Regions from separate parts of the Mus musculus genome. Here region 2 is linked to region 1. The links are chromatin contacts, found by Hi-C in ENCODE. All regions are on one chromosome and are shown on one strand. Each heading gives the region's core, a stretch centred on a gene start or an enhancer-like site at or near the end of the contact. The rest is flanking DNA. Distances are from core to core; before and after follow the strand shown. Region 1 holds the start of Hspa13 (heat shock protein 70 family, member 13). Region 2 holds the start of Samsn1 (SAM domain, SH3 domain and nuclear localization signals, 1).

Region 1 (3,883 bases), core at 970-3,469:
GTGTAACATACTGACACACTTCAAATAAGCCAGAAAGCACGACAGCAAGTGTACAAATGTTGTACGCATACAAAATGTACACACATAGAGAATACCTATTCACAGTCCACGGGGCTTCAGCATCCTTCCTAAAATGTCTTGAGAGAACTAACTGGAACTGTGATGATGGCGGGATGAGTGCACAGCAAGGCCCCATATCCTGACCTGGTAGCACCAGGAAGTCACTGAACTGATCCACCCTGCAGCTGCTGTGGGATTTCTCACTGAGAGAATACAATTCCCTGACACATAATTCAAACAGCACCGTTAAATCAAATGGACGCAGAGTGTAGATTAGTTTCCTACCTTAAATGGGTATCTGCCAACTTCAGCCTCCAGCTCCTCCGGGGTGAAGATCTTCCCGATGAACCGTTTGGCATCATAGATTGTGTTTTGAGGATTTGAATCAGCCAGCTCTAGGCTCTCATAGCCCACATACACATCACCGTCCGTGAAGGACACCATGCTGGGGATGCTGATATGCCCGTTTTCATCTGGAATCACCTTCACTTTTCCTGTCCCGGGAAAAAATACACCAACCGAACAGTAGGTGGTACCCAGGTCAATGCCAATCACTTTTGGCGTAGGCAATGGTAAATACTGTTGTGCCAAGTAGCCCGCCAAGAGGAGAGTCAAAACAGCTGAACCTGCAAAAGGTAAAAAGATAAGTTTTTATGAAGCTACCACCATATACTGTACCTATAGCAACATCTTCTTAGTAGCACTTTTAAAACAAAACATAAAATATTTCACTTTATAGGATTATTAGCTACTTCTTTTGGACATCAAGTTTTTAACATTCCATCGGGGTACAATTAAAAACAAAGGAGAAAAAAAAAACCCTCAAAAACCAAAAGCCCTCACAAATGTATTTTTGTATAATCCGTTACATGATAATAAAGGAATAAAATGTAAAGATATTTAAATAACCATTATGCTGTTGTTGAATGAAAATATCACAAATGTGAAACTAAAGCTAAATACAATCCAGTTTTCTTGGATTATTGCTATTTAGATTGATAGCTTCATAAACAGTTTTTACCTGTTATTACTAAAATGAAATGCCATTATGAAATTCCCACAGAGACAGCTTTGGTATGTAAGTCTAACCTGTTTGGTTATCGTCTTTACCCATTCAAAAGGATAAAATACGTAAGTTGGATATGTTGATCTGAAAACTGCTTAGGCACTACTGTTACCTCATAGAGTCCAGAAGAGATTTTGCATATATAAGCATTCATTAAGGATATACTTTTCAAAATAGATATTAGGGAAGAAGTATGCAAGTGCTAACCCTGATAGCAACAATATGTAAACTTCCCGAAGGCAAGTTCTAGTCACCATTGAATAGTACGGCCCATGAAGAGCAGAGGCTCAGCAAATATTTAAGGGAAAAGATCATATAGAAACATCAGGCATATTGTACACAAAAGCGAATAAGAACATCACTTTGAGTTTAGAATTAATATCTGATTTGGTTTCACTAGTCTGCGTAATACACCTGTCCCCACTCAAACCCATAATGTCACTCGGTAGTGCTGTTGGTAATTGCTAGCTCCTTCAAATCAACGCCTGGCACATCATAGCAGACCAAGAACCTATCCACTTGTCTCTTCCCACCTACAGACAAATCTCAAAAGCATCTCAGCGTTTGGCAAGGGAATGTTGATTCCCAATCGGTATGTTCAAAAGAGAATCCATCTAAGAATGCACAGGGACTTGAATCCCTCCCAATTCCGCATCCCGAGTGAAGCCAAGAGTCTTCAATCTCGAGATCCCCTTCTTATTCACAGTGGGTTCTCGCACAGAGAACCGATTTCGGCTACCCATTCAAGACCGAGGTCGTTAGCATTCCTAGGCCCTCGTCTCTCAGACCTGTGGCTGGTGGCACGACCCCAAGAGGCCTCCGGCAAGTCAGACCCCCGACTCCAGACGCCCCGCCCCCACCAGCTCCAAACAGCCTTAGCCCCCTTTTCAGGCTCCCTTCGGCTGCGTGACCTGTGATTCAGAGAGTGAGACAACCAACCCTTGCCCACCCAGACCTCGTCGAACTTCCCCGTCGACTTCCATAGTTGCAGGGACCCCTGAGATACTGACCTAAGATCGTCATCTCTCCGGCCATCAGTCCCGCCGAACAGGCAGAAGGATGACTGTACCGATGGGAGGCACCGCCCCCTAGTCGCCGGCTGTCGCGCAGCCTCCTGGGAAATGTAGTCCGTCGGCTCCGAATTAGCCGGAGGAACTACGATTTCCACCACAGCAATGACTCCATCTACCATGAGGCCGCGGGGCGGATTTTACTCAGGCCAGTGAGGGAAGACTCGGCCTCCCCACGCACGAAGGCCCAACAAACCAGGCTTTGTTGTGGGAGCAGCGTCTGGGAAAGGCCAGAGTTTGTCATTCATCAAACCCAAAACGCTGCGAGCTTACTCGCGGTTAAAAAAAAAAAAAAAAAAAAAAAAAAAAAGTCCCTGTAGCCCCGCCTCACCGCGTTGTATTGTGGGAACTGCAGTTCTGGACTGTCCAGAGCTTGGAAGGCATAAAGAGGATAAAACCAATTAAGATTCCGAGGTGGGTTGCGTTGCCAGGCAGGCGGGGAATTCAAACTTCCGGTTTTTTTGTTTGTTTGTTTTTGTTTTTTGTTTCGTTTTGTTGTTCAGCCTCTTTTTTAAGGTTTATGCGTCTTTGGTCGAAATCAAGATTCTAGATAGACTTCTCCTAAGCCCTCCGAAGTCCCCTTAGCATTCCACAGTGGGGCAGTCCTACCGGAGACCCCACCTCTGGTGTACCTGTTCGTTGCTTTGCAAATATCCTTGCAGTCATTAAATGCAATGCCAGCCCGATGCTGTTGGCAGTAAATTATTTCACGGGCTCGTCAGGAATGAAGTTTGTCCAGGACCGCATGGTTTATCCAAGATATTTTCAAATCTAATATTAACATTCACATATGCTATTACCAACTAATATGGAAAGATACATTCTACTTTTCGTTTTAATTATGTCATAAATGGCCAGAATTGTCTTCCTGGACAGGTCCGTCCTTTCACGTGTTGACTATCCGATCACTTTTCCCCTGGCGCCATAAGACACGTTAGCAAAGCAATTTGAAGAAGACAAGATTTATTTTGGCTCAAAGTTCAATGGTACAGTTCCTCATAGCAAGGAAGTCACGGAGGCAAGACCTTTTAACCAGCTGTCCCCATTGCACCCAGTCAGGAAGCAGAGACAGGAAACGAAGGCATCTCTCTCTCTCTCTCTCTCTCTCTCTCTCTCTCTCTCTAATTCAGCCTTGAACCTGCTGGATGTCGGAATAGCAGTGCTCATAGTTAGGCGAAGTCTTTTCGCCTCAATTAATCAGGTCAGAAACGCCCTCATATACATACCCGGAAGTTTACTTCCATGATGATTCTGAATCCCAGCAAGACGAAAAGATTAACCACAATTATTGAGGGGGAGGATACAGGTGGTTTTTAGTATATAAAACATGATGTTTTCCCCTCACTGTTTAATATTTGATACGACTTAAGGACTCCTGGACGTGACTTTACTGTTGGGAAAGTTCATGAACACTTAAGGTCCTAGAAACTTAAATGTGCTTCTCTGGCTAGGTGCAAATCAATAGTCCTAATTGGCGACAGGTCTACTAGTTGTGGGAAAGAACCTCTACTGGCTTTCCACTTGCGTAAAATCTTGTATCTTTTAAGTTTCTAGCTATCTATGTACTTTATCTATGATAGGTTGGTCTATGTCTATCTGTCTACCTACCTATCTACAGATAGATATTATCACACATACATATATAATGATTTTATATCTGAATTATGGCTAACAGAGACCCATTATA
Region 2 (3,883 bases), core at 559-3,058, 140 kb after region 1:
AAAACAGTTTAGTGAAATGATATACTGACAATATAATGTGCAATACAGTCCTTATGAAATAGTCAAGTGTCATTTTTGAAAAATTTTGAGGTAAGCCACTTTTTATCAATTTTTGTAATATTCCCAAAATATGATCAACTGAATATTTTTATTTAATCAGTGCTATTTTACATAAAAAACAATCATATGAGACTTGAGATAGAGCTCAGCTCACAACAAATATAATCATATGAAGAAATAAAAAATGATTCTTTGAAAAACCTTTCTTGGATATTTTGGGATGTGTTGCTGTGAATTTTTATTTTAGTAATGAAAAAACAGAAAGTGCAATATATTTTTGTACTATGTGTTTCTAAGATGCTTGTTTAACCTTTGTTGACTTTTTTTGCATTAGAAACAATAATGTTGAAAATCATCTAGTTTTAGTTTCCTGTACTTGGAAATAATGAATTCTCAGTTTACTTCAGATCTTTTGCCAAAGGTTTTAAACCGTTGAAGACTGTCCTGTGCCTACTCAGTTCAGAAGGAAAATCAGTCCCCAAACTGTCTCTCTCCCAATGAGAAATAAAAGCTGATGACAAAGTGTAAACTCCTTAAAAACAAAGAATCCACTAGTATTTATCTCACCAACAAAAAGATTGAATTTATTTGAGAAACGTTAGGAATGTATAAACAGGACAGAAATTTTCTGACATCACAACTTCATACTAAAGAAATTAATGTTACTAGTAAATGACGTTTAAAGTTCTATAAGAATGTAAACTTGGCTTTTCCTATATTATTTTTAATGCCAATTGTTATCAAGAGAAAGAATAAAAGAACATACTACATAAGACTGGCTTATCAAATTTACTAATTTATAAATTTTGTGTCTTCTCAAAATAGGGCACAATTCTCTCTAATGACAATGTGAAAATGCATGTCTACTACAAGATATCATAGCTGAACATTCAAATTACAAAAAGAATTTTAAAAAACTAACCTAAAATTTCTCCATTTTAGTCTTCTTACTGTTATGTATTTTAAATATCTACAATTTAACAGATAAAATAATTCCTTCAGAACACTGGTAAGATATTGAACAACCAAGGAATGAAAAATAGGCAGAGAATTCATGATATTAATGGTTAAGTGGAGGCCACCAAACAGAGTTCCATAAAATTATCCTAACCCAATCTTAGCTAACAACATAAAGGGTTGAATCTAATACACAATTGTGAAGACCATAATTGCTCATCAGTATGCAAATTCTTCCATATGTATTTTGATGCACTTAGTCCTCTACTTAAATTAATTTAGAAGTGACAGATAAAATGTCATGTAAGTAGTAGGGTGATGATGTAGGCTGTGAGTGTGCATGTATGCTTGTGTGTGTGTGTGTGTGTGTGTGTGTGTGTGTGTGTGTGTGTGTGAGAGAGAGAGAGAGAGAGAGAGAGAGAGAGAGAGAGAGATGTATGTCACTGTGTGGTTTGTTTGAATGTGTTGTGTGCTTGAATGAGTTTGTGTATGTGTGTGTATACACGTATATGTGCGTATGTGTAAATGGTATGTGTGTGTGTGTGTGTGTGTGTGTGTGTGTGTGTCTGGTGTGTCTGTGTTATACATTTGCAAGTAAGTGTTGCTTTCTAGTACAGTATTTGGTTAGTTTTACTCTGTAAGAAAATAAACTTACCTTCGGTTTTTGGTGTTTCTCCTTGTCTGAGGCATTGGATGGCTTCCTCTTTAGCATTTTGAATTCTGGCCACCTCTAGTGAGCACAGTTGCTGCTGTTACAGAGACAACTGAGAGCAGGCACGGGTGCTCTCCGTGATACCCAGCATCTGATAGCACTGAGGAAGTGTCTGATGTGACACTTCCTCCTCTGGTCAGGATGTGACTTCAGTGTCTGCTTGGTTGAAGGTTTCTTTTTTTTTTTTTTTTTTTTTTCCTTTCCTTCCTTACCGTAATTATTTGGTAACTCTGTACTGTATTCTCGGTGCTGTATTCTATGATATAATTCTTAGCTCACACCTTTGACATGGCTACGGTAATTACTAAGGGTGTAATGGTTTGGAAAACAAAACTTATTTTCTCAGTTTATGTAAAAGAATTTAACACATTAAAAAAGATGGCACAAGAGGAAAATATCTGAACCTTTTAAATGAAATCAAACAGAATATTGTGGATTTTTAAAAGTTTGAGACTATTTAAAGAATTCCATTTTATATTTTTATAATATTTTATTATTTGAGGTTATATAATACACTTACATCATTTCCACCTTTTCATTTTTCTCCTTCCAAATTTTCCAGGGAACCTACCTTTCAATTTCATTGCCCACTTTTTAAATGTGACATATGTCTGTATCTTTCTCAATACATAATTGTATATTTCTACATGACGATCAATTTGAAGTTAAATAATATTAATCCTCCCTAAAGCTACCGTAATAGGGTATAGATTAAAAGTACCTAACTGTAATAGGATTCTAGCTCCAGATATTGATGAGTGGGCATTGGTGACATTGAAAAAGCAAGCATATCATTGTTAAAACCCCCTGATTAATAAAAGAACCACTTCCTGCTACATAGTATACGTACTCTGTACCCTGGTAATGCCTGGTTGGTGGGTGATGCTACCGACTGCTCAGTCCTCTCTCCAGACAAGGCATCCAGTGTCTACTAAGTGGGCCTGGAATAGCCCCAATATGTCTTAAAGGTTTTGCTGAAAGCCAGATCCAGAGATCCAGATAAAAGAGAAGGTTGCTCAGACTTCCTTGAAAAATGAAGCCCTTATCAGATGAGCTTGTGCAGATTGTTTCAAATGCAGGCTCTGGTTAAATGGCCTGCTTCAAGAAAACTTGTACTTTCTGCTCATAAACTCCTCAGATTAAAAACAGTAGCACCATATTTTTAGGAAGTGCTTCTCTAAGAATCATGCTCTGGCCCTCTTTTCTCAGTTGTCCCTCCCACCTCTCTGCCTTCGTCCTGGAGTCCCAGCTGAAATTCACTAATTCGCTTAAATACTAAATTGAATACCCACTCTGTGCTATTGAACGTAGTGGGTACTCAATTTCTATGCAATAAACCTCTTAACTAGCAAGAACAAAATGGTATTTTATGCACTACAATAGAATTGGGTAAACCACTTAAGAGGATTGGAGTTAATAAACAGCTGCAGTGGCAGGAGGGTAATTTTGAGAAGTAAGAGGTTAGTATTTTCAGAACAATGACAGGGGAATAACACCAGACAACCTGAAAACCTAAGGCTCGGTAATTCCCTAGCAGTGTGACTTTCTGTAAATTTTCTGGGTGGTTCTCAGTTAACCCAAGGGAATAAACTATTCCGTCGCCTAAGAAATTAAGAGCCATGAAAAGATATTTTCTTATCTGAGACATCAGTGCTCCTTGTACTCTTCCATCTCTTTGTGAAACGGATGGGAGTTTAATTCAGGAGTGGAATTTGATCAGTTCAGTGAGGAGGATAATGGTGATAGTTCCTAAATGATCGTTTCACTGAGAATCAAAGCTAATGCCAATATGGGCCGCCCTTATGCACCATCACTTCAGAATAGTTTACACCAAAAATTATCTGTAGATAATGAATGAATATTAAATATCAAAGTTATATTTGGAGAATTTTTTATAGTTTACATTTTTATAATGACAACTAAAACAGTGAATATTCAAATTGCTGGTACTAACATTTTGTGTGTGTGTTCAGCTGAAATGCAGTTATGCAACATTTGATATTAACGCTCTTCCAAATTGCCGTAAACCCCTAACTTAAACCTCCATGCCAGTCACTGGAAACACACTTCTAGTTCTTAATTGGTGGTGAGAGCAACTCCAAGAGTCAAACAAAACAATGCATTCTATTGTCATTGTCCTTGGTTACCTCCCAG

The links. A loop is a pair of places that touch in the nucleus more often than their neighbours do.
Region 2: a loop to region 1 is called in a map of CH12.LX, with 3 times the contacts of the local background. The contact joins the promoter of Samsn1 here to the promoter of Hspa13 in region 1. A Hi-C loop is called at or near these places in 2 of 37 maps with a recorded cell type or tissue (CH12.LX and T-helper 17 cell).

What each region holds. Positions count from the first base shown.
Region 1 is chr16:75,764,599-75,768,481 of GRCm38, forward strand. It overlaps Hspa13 (heat shock protein 70 family, member 13), which reads right to left and starts at 2,220. Exons shown (of 5, transcript NM_030201.3): 1 at 2,137-2,220; 2 at 346-686. The coding sequence starts at 2,161.
Region 2 is chr16:75,907,458-75,911,340 of GRCm38, forward strand. It overlaps Samsn1 (SAM domain, SH3 domain and nuclear localization signals, 1), which reads right to left and starts at 1,809. Exons shown (of 8, transcript NM_023380.2): 1 at 1,673-1,809. The coding sequence starts at 1,729.